Regions from separate parts of the Homo sapiens genome. Here region 2 is linked to region 1. Evidence: read pairs that join two places in POLR2A ChIA-PET (ENCODE). Cell type or tissue: Panc1. All regions are shown on one strand. Links, peaks and the distances in the headings refer to the core of each region. The heading gives the core; the rest is flanking DNA.

Region 1 (8,295 bases), core at 296-8,295:
AGGCGGGGTGCGGGCAGGCGGGGTGCGGGGCAGGCGGGGTGCGGGCAGGCGGGGTGCGGGCAGGCGGGGTGCGGGGCAGGCGGGGTGAGGGGCAGGCGGGGTGCGGGGCAGGCGGGGTGAGGGGCAGGCGGGGTGCGGGGCAGGCGGGGTGAGGGGCAGGCGGGGTGCGGGCAGGCGGGGCCCAGAGCGCAGAGCAGAGCAGACTGCCCCCTGGTGGAAGAATGGAGGGACGCCACCAGCACGCGGAGGGGAGCCATGCAGATGAGGCTGCGTGAGTGAGGAGGCTGCCCAGGGAAGGGGAGGGGGCTCGGGGCCCCCTGGTGTTGTCGTGCAGGGCAGACCCCCTCAGCAGGGCAAAGAGAGAGAGGAAGGTTTTTCCTCCTCCTCTGAGGGCAGAGGTCTCGGGTTAGGAAGTGCTATTAGGGGCAGGGTGCAGTGGCGGGGGCCTGGGACACTCGGGGTGGGGGCGAGGCCTGGCGTGGGGGAGACAGATGAGTGGCAGCCCTGGCTAACCGAAGCCATTGGGAATTTATTGGAAGAATATCTGAGCTCAGAGGATTAGCGGAGGCTGGAGAACAAGCAGGTGGGGACTGGAGCAGCTCTCAGGGCAGGAGCCAGGAGCCCAGCAAGAGCTCAAGGGGAAGGGGTGGCGGGGGGAGCAGTGCATGGAGGGGTAGCGGGGTGGCGGGAGGGCCAGTGCATGGGGGGGTGGCGGGGGGCAGTGCATGGAGGGGTGGCGGGGTGGCGGGGGGGCAGTGCATGGGGGGTGGCGGGGTGGCGGGGGGGCAGTGCATGGGGGGTGTCGGGGTGTCGGGGGGGGCAGTGCATGGGGGGTGGCGGGGTGGCGGGGGGGCAGTGCATGGGGGGTGTCGGGGTGTCGGGGGGGGCAGTGCATGGGGGGTGGCGGGGTGGCGGGGGGGAAGTGCATGGGGGGGTGGCGGGGTGGCGGGGGGGGCAGTGCATGGGGTGGTGGCGGGGGGCAGTGCATGGAGGGGTGGCGGGGTGGCGGGGGGGCAGTGCATGGGGGGGTGGCGGGGGGCAGTGCATGGAGGGGTGGCGGGGTGGCGGGGGGGCAGTGCATGGAGGGGTGGCGGGGTGGCGGGGGGGGCAGTGCATGGGGGGGTGGCGGGGGGGGCAGTGCATGGGGGGGTGGCAGGGTGGCGGGGGGGGGCCGTGCATGGGGGTTGGGGTGGGAGGGGACTGAGCTCTGAGAAAGGACCCCAGTTCACTATGTCAAAAACGAAAAAAAGGCAAGGCGCAGTGGCTCACGCCTGTAATCCCGGCACTTTGGGAGGCCAAGGAGGGCAGATCACCTGAGGTCAGGAGTTTGAGACCAGCCTGACCAATATGGTGAAATCCTGTCTCTACTAAAAATGCAAAAAAAATTAGACGGGCATGGTGGCTACTGTTATCCCAGCTACATGGGAGGCTGAGGCAGGAGAATCGCTTGAACCCGGGAGGTGGAGATTGCAGTGAGCTGAGATTGCACCACTGCACTCCAGCCTGAGTGACAGAGTGAGACCCCGTCTTAAAAAACAAAACAAGGCCAGGCACGGTGGCTCATGCCTGTAATCCCAGCACTCTGGGAGGCTGAGGCAGGTGGATCACAAGGTCAGGAGATCGAGACCACCCTGGCTAACATGGTGAAACCCTGTCTCTACTAAAAATACAAAGAATTATCCGAGCATGGTGGTGGACGCCTGTGGTCCCAGCTACTCCGGAGGCTGAGGTGGGAGAATGGCGTGAACCCAGGAGGTGGAGCTTGCAGTGAGCCGAGATTGCGCCACTGCAGTCCGCAGTCCCGCCTGGGGCGACAGAGCGAGACTCCGTCTCAAAAAAAAAAAAAAAAAAAAAAAAAAAAAAGAAAAAAAAGAAAAAAGAAAAAAAGAAAAGAAAACGAAGAAAAACCACAAATAAATAAAAGTTGAGGTATGATGTATGCACAGCTGCATTCGCCCCTTTGAGGGCACAGTTGTGTGAGTTTAGACAAATGCAAATGTTCATGGAACCACTGCAAGTGCGACACAGCAGCTCTGGTGCCCACAAAGCTTCCTCGAGGTCCCTTGCGGTCAATCACTGCCCGCACCTCAGCCCTCAGAGCCACTGGGAAGCCCCCTGCCCTGTGGGCTCACCTGTCCTAGAACGTCGTATAAAAGGAGTCGCAGATCGCAGCCTTTTCCACCTGGCTTCTGTCCCTCTGCAGGGTGCACCTGGGATTCAGCCACCTTCGTTCCTTTTACTGCTGAGTGTCCATCACGTGCTGCTCATGCAGAAGTGCTCAAGTTCGCTGTAAACGTAGTTTTCATTTCTCCCGGGTGGAGACCTCCATAAGTAGGTAGGTTGGTGGAATGTTTCACTGCATGAGAGTCTGCCAGGAAGTTTTGCAGTGTGGTCCCGTCTTGTTCTTCCCGCAGAGGGTGATAGCTCTGCTGACTCCCAGCCCTCACAGGCTCTAGGGATTGAGCCTGTTTCTGTGGAACGCCTTCCATGGTCTGCGAGGTGCACAGAGGGGTCTCAAAAAGCTTCCAGGTTGCATCTTCCCATGGACTGATGCTGAGCGTGTTCTCATCTCCCATCCGGATGTTTTCTTTGGTGGAGTATCTTTTCAGATCTCTTGCCTTTTTATTTTTATTTGTTTATATATATATTTTGAGACGGAATTTTGCTCTTTCACTTAGGTTGGAGTGCAACGGCGCGATCTTGGCTCACTGCAACCTCCCCCCACCCACCTCACTTTGGGTTCAAGCGATTCTCCTGCCTCAGCCTCCCGAGTAGCTGGGACTACAGGCGCCCGCCACCATGCCCGGCTAATTTTTGTATTTTGAGAAGAGATAGGGTTTCACCATGTTGGCCAGGCTGGTCTCGAACTCCTGACCTCAGGTGATCCACCCGCCTCGGCCTCCCAAAATGCGAGGATCACAGGCGTGAGATGCCACACCTGGCCTCTTTTTATTTTTAATGGAGTGGCTTGTTTTCTTATTACTCAGTCTTGGGAGTTCCTCATGGATGCTGGATTTCAGTCTCGTCTCAGGTGTATGCGTTTTGTAGATGTTTTCTGTAGGGACCAGCCCCACAGGGTTGGTGAGTTTCTCCCTGTGTGCTGAGATGAGAGGGCATAGAAATAAGGACACAAGAAAAAGACATAAAAGAAAAGACAGCTGGGCCTGGGGACCACTACCACCAAGACGTGGAGACCGGTAGTGGCCCCGAATGTCTGGCTGTGCTGATATTTATTGGATACAAAGCAAAAGGGACAGGGTAAAGAGTGTGAGTCATCTCCAATGATAGGTAAGGTGACGTGAGTCACGTGTCCACCGGATGGGGGGCCCTTCCCTGTTTGGCAGCCAAGGCGGAGAGAGAGAGAGAGAGACAGCTTACATCATTATTTCTGCATATCAGAGACTTTTAGTACTTTCACTAATTGACTACTGCTATCTAGAAGGCAGAGCCAGGTGTACAGGATGGAACATGAAGGCGGACTACGAGCGTGACCACTGAAGCACAGCATCACAGGGAGACGGTTAGGCCTCTGGATAACTGCGGGCAGGTCTGACTGATGTCAGGCCCTCCACAGGAGGTGGAGGAGTAGAGTCCTCTCTAAGCTCCCCCGGGGAAAGGGAGACTCCCTTTCCCTGTCTGCTAAGTAGCAGGTGTTTTCCCTTGACACTGACGCTACTGCTAGATCACGGTCCGCTTGGCAACAGGTGTCTTCCCAGACGCTGGCGTCACCACTAGACCAAGGAGCCCTCTGGTGGCCCTGTCAGGGCGTAACAGAAGGCTCGCACTCTTGTCTTCTGGTCACTTCTCACTATGTCCGCTCAGCTCCTATCTCTGTATGGCCTGGTTTTTCCTAGGTTATAATTGTAGAGCAAGGATTATTATAATATTGGAATAAAGAGTAATTGCTACAAGCTAATGATTAATAATATTCATATATAATCATGTCTATGATCTAGATCTAGTATAACTCTTGTTATTTTATATATTTTATTAAACTGGAACAGCTCGTGCCCTCGGTCTCTTGCTTCGGCATCTGGGTGGCTTGCTGACCACAGTTTTCCTGCTGTATCTAACTGCTGGCTTAGGTGAACCTGTCAGGGGCGTGGCTGGGAACTGGAACCTCCTGAAGACCAGTGGAGGCCACAAGCAGAAGCCCTCGGCTCCTTCCCTTCCCCGATGCTGGGGGCCAAGGGTCTTTCTCTGACCCTGTCCCCCTCTCACGTTACCAGTGGAGGGTGTCCAGGTTCTTGGCATTTTGAACAAAGAATTGGACAAAACACACAAACAAAGCAAGGAAAGAATGAAGCAACAAAAGCAGAAATTTATTGAAAATGAAAGCACTCTTTACAGGGTGGGAGCGGGCTGAGCAAGCAGCTCAAGGGCCCCGGTTACAGAATTTTCTAGTGTTTCAATATCCTCTAGCGGTTTACCATTGGTTACTTGGTGTATGCCCTATGTAAATGAAGAGGATGAAGTCAAAGTCATTTTCTCGGCTGAGCATACTGTCACGCCTGTAATCCCAGTACTTTGGGAGGCTGAGGTGGGTGTATCACCTGAGGTCGGGAGTTCAAGACCAGCCTGATGAACATGGAGAAACCCCGTCTCTACTAAAAATACAAAATTAGCTGGGTGTGGTGGCGGGTGCCTGTAATCCCAGATAGTCAGGAGGCTGAGGCAGGAAAATCGCTTAAACCCGGGAGGCAGAGGCTGCAGAGAGCCAAGGAGTGCACCACTGCACTCCAGCCTGGGCAACAAGAGCAAAACTCCATCTCAAAAAACAAACAAACAAAACGAAGTCATGTACTCGGTATGAGCCCTACGTAAACGGAGAGGATGGAGTGAAGGTACAAAGCCATTCACATTCCCGTCATCGTTAGTGTTTCCAGTTGATTTGGTTCTAGGACGCCCTTGGGCTCCCTGCGTCCAGGCCCTCTTCTCCTGCCTCACTCTCACTCCAGAGGACTGGCAGTGCTGGCCTCCCTGGCAGGACTCCCGCCCCTGACCAGAGGGGTCTGGGCGTGCTCCGAGGCCACCTGCTGCTCCTTGCCCAGTGTCCCTGGGTGCTCTGTGGGGACACAGAGAGGTCACTTGGGAGGTTCCTGCCTCTGCCAGACTGCGGCGCCTTCCTGGCGTCATTGCCCCCTGCACGCTTATACAACCAGTGATAAGGCGGTATCCAATGCCGTAATCCTCCCCAGGGCCAGCCCAGCCCTGTCCGGTCCCGTCCGGTCCCTGGCCTGCTTGCTGGAAGCCCAGCTGGGGGCTGCATCGGGGGTGGTGGGGGTCTGGAGTGAGGGGTGCCCAGGCCTCTCTCACAGTGTGGGGGCACAAGCTCTGCCCTGGACACTCTGCCAGTGTGACCCTACCCCCCATGTTGGGGGTGAGAGAAGGGGGCTTTCTGGGTGGCCAGATCCCAGGAGAGGGGGCCTAGCCAGACCAACCCCAGCCCAGCTCTCTGCAGCTGTACCCCAAAGGCCCTGGCCCAGCCCAGCCAGACAGAGTGTGGACAGAGGGGCTTGGGTGCGAGTCCAGGCAAGGCAGGACAAGTCTCTGCTGTGGCTTGGCAGTGGCCCCGTGACTGGTGACATAGTCTGGCAGGCCTAGGGGACAAATCCTCAGCCCGGGTGCATCAGGCCAGAGCCTGGCTGTCTGGAGCCCTCCAGGAAATGACCCCCTGGGCTGGGGGACATCCGAGTGATTGTGCCAAACAATGGACAAGGGGGCCGGAGTCTCAGAGCCGAAGTGCCTTCCGCTTCCATCTGCTCCGCCCAGGAGCAGGTGCACCCAGGTGGTGGCCTGGGCTATAAAGCTGGCCCCCTGGGGCTTGGGGACTCAGCACCAGGGGCTGGAGGGCAGGGGAGGGGATGATGTCATTCCTGCTCGGCGCAATCCTGACCCTGCTCTGGGCGCCCACGGCTCAGGCTGAGGTTCTGCTGCAGCCTGACTTCAATGCTGAAAAGGTACCAGGGGCCTCTGCTGTCCTGTGGTGGGTGGGAGCTGGGCCCCTGCCAGAGACAACGTGATAATTGTGACAACTGCCTTTCCTGGGGCGCTTGCTCTGTGCCCGGCCAGGCACGTGCTATAGACCCACTCTGCGCTTAATCCTAAACCAACCTGTGAATGGATCATTACTGCACCCACTTCACAGCTGGGAACTGAGGCTCACAGTTGCACTGTGACCTACCCAAGATGAGTTCCTGTCCACCTGGGCTCAGCTCACACCCAAGACATGGCCACTCCGAGACCCCTTGCTGTGTGACTTCTGAGTTGTCCCCTGGGTCCCTGGGCAAGGAGGGCCCTGCTGCTGGCTGTCCTGGCCTGCGGGTGACTAAGCCCCCGGCAGTTCTCAGGCCTCTGGTACGTGGTCTCCATGGCATCTGACTGCAGGGTCTTCCTGGGCAAGAAGGACCACCTGTCCATGTCCACCAGGGCCATCAGGCCCACAGAGGAGGGCGGCCTCCACGTCCACATGGAGTTCCCGGGGTGAGTTACTTGGGCTGGGCTGCCTGGGCTGGGCTGGGGAGCTGAGGTAGCTGGGTGCCATGAGTGAGCCGGCTGTGCACCCCCAGGGCGGACGGCTGTAACCAGGTGGATGCCGAGTACCTGAAGGTGGGCTCCGAGGGACACTTCAGAGTCCCGGGTAGGTCCTGCCTCCTCTGCCTTCAGGGGTGCTGGATGCCGCTTCTCTGGGGGTGACGTGGGGCTGACTTTCCACCCGGGCCCAAGCTGTCCATCCCAGTCTCCAGCCCCCTGCCCGCCCTCCCCGCCCCTCCTCTGTCTTCGGGGAACAGGCTCACAGCCCAGCAGCAGGGGCAGGCATGGGTGGGGTCGGTGCCCGGGCCCATCCACTTCTCCAGCCTGAAAAGGCCGCCTGCCTCTCCGCAGCCTTGGGCTACCTGGACGTGCGCATCGTGGACACAGACTACAGCTCCTTCGCCGTCCTTTACATCTACAAGGAGCTGGAGGGGGCCCTCAGCACCATGGTGCAGCTCTACAGTGAGTGCCTGTCCCACCTCCCCGCACTGGCCCCTCCCCAACTTCCCACAGGCCCCGCCCCCCGTTCTGCCTACCCCCGCCCCGCCCGCCTGCCGCCCCGCGCCTCCTCACAGGCCCCGCCCTCACCCCTCCGCCCCCCGCCTTTTAGGCCGAGTTTAGGCTCCGCCTCCTCATCCCCGGGCCCGCCCCTTCTGGTGCTGCCCCATGCCCTCTCCTGCTGTGACCCTTCGCACACACTCCTGGCCTGGCCAGGACCGGGTGGGGTGGGAGCTGGGCCCGCCGTGCTTTGGATGTGGAGGAGGTTGGCTTGGGGGAGGGTCCCGCGGTGCATGCTCCTCTCTGGCCTCCTGAGAGTGGTGCCCCGCCCTTCCCTGCCTGGCCTCGCTGCCTGAGTTCTGGGGCTGGGGCTGAGGTTCTTTTTTTTTTTTTTTTTTAATATGGAGTCTCACTCTGTCGCCCAGGCTGGAGTGCAGTGGCGCGATCTCGGCTCACTGCAACCTCCGACTCCCCAGTTCAAGCAATTCTCCTGCCTCAGCCCCCCGATAAGCTGGGACTACAGGCGCCCATCACCATGCCCGTATTTGTATTTGTAAAAATATAAATAATTTTTTGTATTTTTAGTAGAGACGGGGTTTCACCGTGTTAGCCAGGATGGTCTCGATCTCCTGACCTCGTGATCCGTCCGCCTCGGCCTCCCAAAGTGCTGGGATTCCAGGCGTGAGCCACCGCGCCGGCTGGGGCTCAGGTTCTTTAACTCCTGGGGACTCCCCGATTGGAGCCGACAGAGTGAGGCTGGAGGCTTCCGGGCTGCAGGGAAAGAGGCTCAAGGGGTAGTGGGGCCCAGGAGGACAGCCAGACCACCCCAACCTCCCAGACATCTTGGTGTGAATTGGGGAAGGGGGCCCCAAGTTTCCTTCAGCCAGGCAGGAGCTTTATGCCGCGCACAACCTGCCCAACCCAGGGTGGCGGCCTTGCTGTCAGCCCTCAGGCTGGTGGAGTGAGGCCAGGAGACCCCGTGCTGCACTCCTGTGAGCTGCTGAGTTCACAGTGACCTCTGCTCTGCCCAGGCCGGACCCAGGATGTGAGTCCCCAGGCTCTGAAGTCCTTCCAGGACTTCTACCCGACCCTGGGGCTCCCCAAGGACATGATGGTCATGCTGCCCCAGTCAGGTACCCTGGCAAGCCCCGCCCACCCCATGCCCCCCAGCCTCTCCCTCCCTTCCCATGAGCCCACCCTTCCTTCCCCTCACAGCACAGGCAGTGTGCGGGCAGCAGGTGGTCTTCTCTTCCAGGGGTGGGC
Region 2 (8,321 bases), core at 1-8,000, 450 kb after region 1:
TGCACTGGGTGGCCTAAAACAACATGTGTTTCCTCACAGCTCGGGGGACCAGAGCTCAGAATCTGGGGGTCACAGAGGAGGGTCCATGCTCATCCAGGTCAGCTCTAGGGGCTGCAGGCCACCCCTAATCTAGGATGGTCTTATGTTGAGGTCCTTAATTACATCCACAAAGACCCTTTCCCCAAATAAGTCCCCACGCACAGTTCCCAGGGACAGCCTCTGGGGCAGCATCACCACCCACTCAGTCCTCCATGCACCCCCTTGCGCTATCACGTAACTTGGATCAGGTCCACGCGTGTGGCTTTGCGGCTTTCCTTTGTCACAGCGTGTCACAACTGTTTTCCCGGGTGTCACTGCTGTGGTTTGAGTTTGTGTGTCCCCAGCCTTCATATGTTGGAACCTGAGACCCAAGAAGATCGTTATAAGACGTGGGGCCTTTGGAAGGTGATTAAGTCACCAGGGTCCCCATTGAAGCGCTTGGGAAGCCATCGAGGCCCCCTCCCCTTTGTCCTCTCACCTTCCGCCGGGAGAGGACACAGCAAGAGGCACCCACTGGGAGGCAGAGAGCAGCCCCCACTCCCACTGAGGCTGCTGGCACCGAGACCCTGGACTTCCAGCCTCCAGAAGCGTGAGAAATAAATGTCTATTGTGTGTCAATGACCCCGGCTCAGGTGTTTTGTTACGGCAGCAGGAATGGACTGAAATGCATCACTGAAAGGTCTTCACGGCCAGGCACAGAAGCTCACGCCTGTAATCCCAGCACTTTGGGAAGCACTCAGCGTTTGAGGCCAGTAGTTTGAGACCAGTGTGAGCAACACAAGGAGATCTTGTCTCTACAAAAAAAAAAAAAAAAAAAAAAACTTTAAAAATTTAGCCAGGCATGATGGCACATGCCCGTGATCCCAGCTACTGGAGAGGCTGAGGCAGAAGGATCGCTTGAGCCCAGGAGTTTGAGGCTGCAGTAAGCTGTGATCCTGCGGAGTCAGATCTTGTCTCAAAAAACAAATTAAAAACTCTCCTCAAGCATAACAGGGGCCGTATCCAATTCACGCTGTGGATGTACCACTGTCATTTAGCCAGGTCCTGGCAGGTGGACACCAGGCTGTCCCCTTTCTCCCATCCCCTTGTCGGGGAGAACACCTGTGTCTCTAGGCGCGCAGGGGCCAGCAGAACCACAGCTCCTAGCCCGGGGCCGACGCGGCTGACGCACAAACACCGTTGAACACTGAGAGAGCTTTTTTCCGGGAGGGCCCTGTCCGTCTAGAATGTCGGGGAAGTTCGTCTCTCTGGCCGTGAGGGACCCGGCTCCTGGGCTCAGCCACCGTGCCTTTGAGGGGACAGCACGTTTCAGTCATGGCCTGCAGACAGCCTTGGGACTTTCCTCCAGTGGAGACTCTGAGCAATGTCACCGAGAGGACAGCCTAGCAATCCTGAGGAATGGCAGGGCTTGGGGCATGCAGGGACACGCAGACATGGCAGGGAGGTCCTGGCCTGACCACCAGAGAAAGCATCCAGCCAGCACAAACAGACAGAAAGACATTCCATGCTCATGGATAGGAAGAATCAACACCATGAAAATGGCCATACTGCCCAAAGCAATGTATAGGTTCAATACTATTCTCATTAAACTACCATTGGCATTCTTCACAGATCAGAAAAAAAAACTATTTTAAAATTCATATGGAACCAAAAAAGAGCTCCTATAGCCAAGACAATCCTAAGCAAAAAGAACAAAGCCACACTACCTGACTTCAAACTATACTACAAGGCTACAGTAACCAAAACAGCATGGTACTGGCACAAAAACAGACACATTGACAAATGGAACAGCATAGAGAACTCAGAAATAAAACCACACATCTACAACATCTGATCTTCAACAAACCTGACAAAAACAAGCAATGGGGAAATTATTCCCTATTAAATAAATGGTGCTGAGAGAACTGACTAGTCATATGCAGAAAACTGAAACTGGATCCTTTCCTTACACCTTATACAAAAAGTAACTCAAGATGGGTTAAATAATAAAATGTAAAACTCAAAACTATACAAACCCTAGAAGAATCTAGGTAACACCATTCAAGACATAGGCATGGGCAAAGATTTTATGATGAAATCACCAAAAGCAATTGCAACAAAAGCAAAAATTGACAAATGGGATCTAATTAAACTAAAGAGCTTCTGCACAGCCAAAGAAACTAGCATCAGAGTGAACAGACAACCTACAGAATGGGAGAAAATTTTTGCAATCTATCCATCTGACAAGGCCTAATATCCACAATCTACAAGGAACTTAAGCAAATTTATAAGAAAAAAAGACCTCATTAAAAAGTAGGCAAAGGATATGAATAGACATTTCTCAAAAGAAGACATAATGTGCGGCCAACAAACACATGAAAAAAAGCTCAACATCACTGATCATTAGAGAAATGCAAATCAAAACCGCAACGAGATGCCATCTCATGCCAGTCAGAAGCGTGATTATTAAAAAGTCAAGAAACAACAGATGCTGGCAAGGTTGTGGAGAAATAGGAGCACTTTTACACTGTTGGTGGGAATGTAAATTAGTTCAACCATTGTGGAAGACAGTGTGGCGATTCCTCGAAGATTTAGAACCAGGAATACCGTCTGACCCATCAGTCCCATTACTGGGTATATACCCAAAGGAATAGAAATCATTCTATTATAAAGACACATGCATGCGTATGTTCACTGCAGCACTGTTCACAATAGCAAGGACATGAAATCAACCCCAATGTCCATCAGTGACAGACTGGATAAAGTAAATGTGGTATGTATACACCATGGAATACTATGCAGCCATAAAAAGGAACGAGATCATGTCCTTTGCAGGGATGTGAGGGAGCTGGAAGCCATTATCCTCAGCAAACTAATGCAGGAAGAGAGAACCAAATACTGCATGTTCTCACATATATGGGAGCTGAACAATGAGAACACATGGATACAGGGAGGGAAACAACACACACTGGGGCCAGTCAGGTGAGGGCGGTGGGGGAGAGCATTAGGAAAAATAGCTAATGCATGCAGGGCTTAATACCTAGGTGATGGGTTGATAGGTACAGCAAACCTATCAGGGCCCGGCCTCATGACCTCATGTAACCTTCGTCACTTCCTTACTCCAAGTTTGCCCACACGGTGGGTGAGGGCTCCAGCTTATGAATTGTGGGACACAAACGTGTATCCATGGCACACATTTACCTGTGTAACAAACCCGTCATCCTGCGTGTGTATCCTGGAGCTTAAAATTAAATTAAATTAAAAAAAGAAAGGGGGCCGGGTGCCTGTAATCCCAGCACTTTGGAAGGCTGAGGCGGGTGGATCACCAGAGGTCAGGAGTTCGAGACTACCCTGGCTAACATGGTAAAACCCCGTCTCTACTGAAAATACAAAATAAGCCGGGTGTGGTGGTACGCGCCTGTAATCCCAGCTATTCGGGAGGCTGAGGCAGGAGAATCGCTTGAACCAAGGAGGCGGAGGTTGCAATGAGCCGAGATTGCGCCATTGCACTCCAGCCTGAGTGACAGAGCACAACTCTGTCTCAAAAAAAAAAAAAAAAAAAGAAAGGGTCCAGCCAGGGTGTCGGCTCAGGCCCAGTTCAGCGGCTCACAAGCGGAGGCCTTGGTCCCAAGACAGGAGGAAGGCCCAGTTCCCAGCCCCCAGCCTTCCCCCACTTCATGTGTGGCTTCAGACCCTGCAACCCTGAGCCACTCACGGGGCAGCCAGATGGGCCAGAGGGGCACATGCCAGTCCCGCAGCGGGCACAGCAGTGCAGGGAGGACAATGCCAGGTGTTGGGACCACTTCACCATGAGGACAGGGCCAGGGAAGGGCAGAGCGGGGGCTGTGCTCAGGTTGGCCTGGGCCTTATGGGGAGCATGGGGTGGAGGCGACCAGGCACCCTGGGAGCTGAGTGGGTGCTACTCCAGGTGGTCTCAGGAAGCCCCGAGTCTGCCTTGCTGGGCCTCCGAGGCCCATGCTGGGCTCACTGTTGGCAGTGGACATGTCCTGCCAGATGGCCATGAGGTGCAAGGCGGGGCTCCTCCCAGGCCACAGTGCCAGCCTCAGTTGGGCCCCACCCTGCGCCCGCCCTGCGTCTGTCTGATGGACTGTCTGACCGTGATGACACTGAAGGAGCGCACCCCCGCCCGGCCCCACCCACCCTCGCAGAGTCTCTCCCCTGAGCCTCTGCTGAGCGGTTTCCACCCTGGGCCCAGTGACCCGCTGCTGGTTGCCATGAAAACCTGCAACCTCTGCAGCAGCCCCCTCCCTACTTCTGCAGGCTGCGGGGGCTCCTCTCCCCTGGGCCCAGGGCCTCCAGGGTCAGCCTAACAGGCGTCTGGGGAGGGCAGACTGAGTTTCCTGTGCAGGTGCGTCAGCTTTGAGCCCCTCGCACACCCCACTGCATCGACTCAGGGAGTTTGTTTGCATCTCAAACTGTGCATCACAGAGGTCAGGGGCCAGGGAGGAGACCCCGCTGTGGAATTGCACGGCTGGGGAGGAGTGCAGCATGGAGAGAGACAGGGAACAGAGCTGGACCGCTTGCTGGGTCCCTGAGAGTTTGCCTGTCTGCCATCATGGCCACTTTGTGGGTGAACTACTGGCCAGCGGGGGTGGCTGATGCCCGGCGGGCCGGACGGTGCCGTGTGCATGGCTTCTCAGTGTCTCGGCAGATGCTCTCTGGAGGGTACAGACTGTGATACAAAGACCGTGCACTGTTCTGCTCCCAGGAGTCCCCCACACCCCGCACACCTCTGCCCAGGCCTCCCAGGAGCCCACTCGCACCCCACAAGCCTCTGCCCAGGCCTCCTTTCCCTGACGGCTCCATCTTTTTCTTGAAGATTCCTAACCAGCCAGAGAGGCCATTTGCCTCGGCCCATGACTCCATTTTTATTCTCCCCTCAGGCTGCGTCCCTTCCCCCACGCGAGGGTGACCGGGGCAGTGTCAGAGTCCCCCTGAGGGTGACTGCACCACAGCCTTCCAGAGCCTCCCCAGAGGCACTGGCATGCAGCTGCGCCCATTTCGGTGCTCCCTGAGCCCATCCATCCGTAACCCAAGCCTGGCCAGCTACCCCTCCTCCAGCGGTCCTGGGAGAGCCCCCGAGGGTGGGTGGGCCCTGCGGGACTGGGCCTGGGCACCTGCCCACACTGTGGTGCCTTCTGCCTTCCCCACGTCTGTCCTCACGCGTCCACGTCCATTGCACAGCGAACTCTGCTGGGCATGCCACCTTAGGGTTGGGTGGGCCTGGCTGTGCCAGCTCACGTTGGGCAGCTCTTGCCACCTCATGCCCTGACATGCCTGGCCAGGTGTCTGTCTCCACTGGGGTCCAGTAGCCCAGCAGGACTTGGTTTTCAAAAGCTGTGTGTCTTGGTCTGCGTGGGCTGGTGTGGCAAGTCACCATAGGAAGGTGGCTTAAATGACTGCTCATTCCTCACAGCCCTGGGGCTGCCAGGGTGAGGTCAAGGTTCTCTGATTCAGTTTCTGGTGAGGGCTGGGTCCTGACAGAGAGAGAGCCATCCCCGTGCTGTGTCCTCATGCGGCCTCTCCTGGGGTGGTGAGAGTCAGCTCTCTAGTGTGTGTCCTTCTTAGGACACCAGCCCCATCTGATCAGAGTCTGGCCTTGGGACCTCCTGTCACCTTCGTCACTTCCTTACTCCGACTGCCCACGCAGAGGGTGAGGGCTCCAACCTATGAACTGTGGGACACACATTCACTCCATAGCAGTGCGTGGCTCCCTGCCCTGCTGTAGATGAAAGCCTCGCTCAGAACCCTGGGGCCTGGGCTGAGATTCTCATGCTGGGCCTTGCCATGAGCCCCTGGCCCCATTTCCCATCCCTGCTGTGGGCAACACCAGCAGGTCTGCCAGCCGCGATGGCCCCGGGAGGGCTCTCTGCTCCTCAGCCTGGGCCTGCCGCCGAGTCCTTCCCTGCTGTGTGTCCTCCTCCTGCCACCTGGGACAGGGTCAGAGCATATTCCTCAGTGTGGCTGTGCTGCCTCCCAGAACCCAACAGGCCTCCAGGGTCTGTGCTTCTTTCCTTGCAGCAGGTGGTGCAGAGACAACCATCTGGCTTTCACTTTGGAGGAGAGGCCCAGGAACATCCCAGCAACTGAACAACACCCTGGCCACCACGCAATACCCCAACCTCCGAGCAACACTCCAACCACCAAGCAACACTCAGACCACCAAGCAACACCCTGACCATGGAGCGACACCCCAGCCACCAAGCGACGCCCCAACCACCGGGTGATGCCCCAACTGCCAAAAAACACCGCGACCTCCTAGGAACACCCTGGCTACTGAGCAGCACCCCGACCTCTGAGCAACAACCTGACCACGGAGCAACACCCCGACCACCAAGAAACACCCTGACCACCAAGCAACACCCCAACCACCAAACAACACCCCAACCACCATGCAACACCCCAGCCACCACGCAACACCCTGACCACCAAACAACACCCCAACCAACACCCCGACCATGGAGAGACACCCCAACCACCGAGTGATGCCCTGACTGCCGAGCGACACCTCGACTGCTGAGCAACACCCTGACCTCCGAGGAACACCCCGGCCACCGAGCAACACCCCGACCACCGAGCAACACCCCAGCCACCGCACAACACCCTGACCACCAAACAACACCCCGACCACTGAGCAACTCCTCGACCTCTGAGCAACACCCCAGCCACTGCGTAACACCCCGACCACTGAGCAACTCCCCGACCACTGAGCAACTCCCCGACCTCCGAGCAACACCCCAATCACCACCCCTCTAAATACTTTATGGATGAGGTAGGCCTCGGAATCTTTCCAGGTTTTCAACCATCATGGCACTGTGGATGAGTGCTGGGCACACCGCTGCCGCCCGAGACCACTGCCCTGTTGGATGCATGTGTATCCCAGAGGCCTTTTCTCACCCAGCCCTTCCCCATGGAATCATAATTAGAGCTCTTATCCTGCAGATCAAGGGTCCAATGTGGGGGCCCCAGTGGCCCCCTCCACACATGTCAATCCCAGCCCTCATTTAGAGCCTGGGGTAAGGACCACTGCGAACTGCAGCTTGGGCAGAACTCCGCCAATGACTGCTCCAATGTGGGGGCATGATGACATTCTGGGTCTCTGGGTATCTGTGTCACCCTGACCCCACTGTCCTCAAATGTCCAGCAGTCCCCTATCCCAGCGCAGGTCCTATAGGTCCCTGTGGAGAAGGGCTGGCCAGAATATTGCATGTCCCTCCTGGTAACCTCTTCAATCAACATTTCCAGGTCTAAAGACTGGCTCAGGTCCAAACCCCAGCAAAGACTGTGACTTTTTATTGGGGCTACCGCCATCAGTCACTCATCCTTCATTTACTCTGCTAGTACAAGTTGACAACTGCCCATCTATCCTGCCCCAGGGACACCATGTTTATCATCTCCATAACTCTCCAGGGTGATGCCCCTCTGACCCTTCCATTAATTAGGATATTTGCAATCTCATAGCAGTTAAGCATCACCCTCCAGCCTCTGTTATTTTAGGATCTTCTCATCTCTATTGCTGTCTGTAACAGCCCCTGGCCTTCAGGGGAGTCCCCATTGACCTCATTGGAGGTGCTGGTGTCCTTCTGACCAGCGCCAGCCATGCGGCCTTGATGAGTTGTAAGTGGTCTATCCTGGAGCACAAGTCTTTGGTGGGTCTTTCTGGACACACAGTTCATGGTATTTCCAGGCTGGCATGCTTTGGACTTTTCAAGAGCAACTCCAGGAGCTAGAAGACAGTGTGGAAAGGCCTTTAGAGTTCTCCAGGAAAATGTCTCCCAATTTGGACTTCTATACCCAGCCAAACTAACCATCCAGTGCTCACACGGCAGGTGGTATAAAGACACCTTCAGGCATGTGCCCTTTCTCATGGAGCCACTTGAGGGACGTGGTGCCCCAAACAAAGGAGCCTAACTACAAAGAGAAGAGGGAACAGGGGGTTCCCCTCAGAGCAGAAGCACTGGGAGGCCCAGAATGACCCTGCTGGGGAGATCCTGGGATGCCACCCTTCCTCTGGCATCAGCCCAGTTTGGAGCAGGGGAGAAGATTCTGGAGGAATTTCTTCCAGAAGACTGAAGTGATAATACCTGCCTCAGATGTTTGTATGTACACAGGAAATTTAGACAATTGGAAGAAAATTTGAGGCTGAGTTATTCATAAGCACCGAAAATTACACAATCCAAGGGGAAAGCAAGAGGAAAAGTATTTGTAGACCCTATAGGGTCAGCTGTAAATAGTGTTTTCATGTAAATTCTGAATATTGAGTTTATGAGGAGGGTGGGAAG

The links. Peaks named below come from ENCODE experiments on the same cell type or tissue, not always from the same donor. Only the 100,000 strongest peaks of a DNase experiment are listed, where the experiment ranks them.
Region 2: POLR2A ChIA-PET joins it to region 1 with 10 read pairs; 2 of 35 experiments call an interaction of 5 or more read pairs at or near these places.

What each region holds. Positions count from the first base shown.
Region 1 is chr9:136,762,058-136,770,352 of GRCh38, reverse strand. It overlaps LCN15 (lipocalin 15), which reads left to right and starts at 5,835. Exons shown (of 7, transcript NM_203347.2): 1 at 5,835-5,960; 2 at 6,344-6,483; 3 at 6,570-6,640; 4 at 6,886-6,996; 5 at 8,064-8,165. The coding sequence starts at 5,865. It overlaps LOC107987143 (a long non-coding RNA gene), which reads left to right and starts at 201. Exons shown (of 3, transcript XR_001746981.2): 1 at 201-271; 2 at 2,204-2,592; 3 at 2,679-4,010. RefSeq lists enhancers at 4,080-4,129, 4,140-4,189, 6,465-7,112. In Panc1, for the core only: CTCF peaks have their summits at 3,584, 3,784 (motif pointing left) and 6,927; no DNase peak of the experiment used is centred there; H3K4me3 peaks cover 159 bases.
Region 2 is chr9:136,314,641-136,322,961 of GRCh38, reverse strand. It overlaps DKFZP434A062 (a long non-coding RNA gene), which reads left to right. Exons shown (of 1, transcript NR_026964.3): 1 at 1-660. Among named protein-coding and RNA genes, the nearest start is that of DKFZP434A062, 8.5 kb to the left of the region's middle. In Panc1, for the core only: no CTCF peak of the experiment used is centred there; no DNase peak of the experiment used is centred there.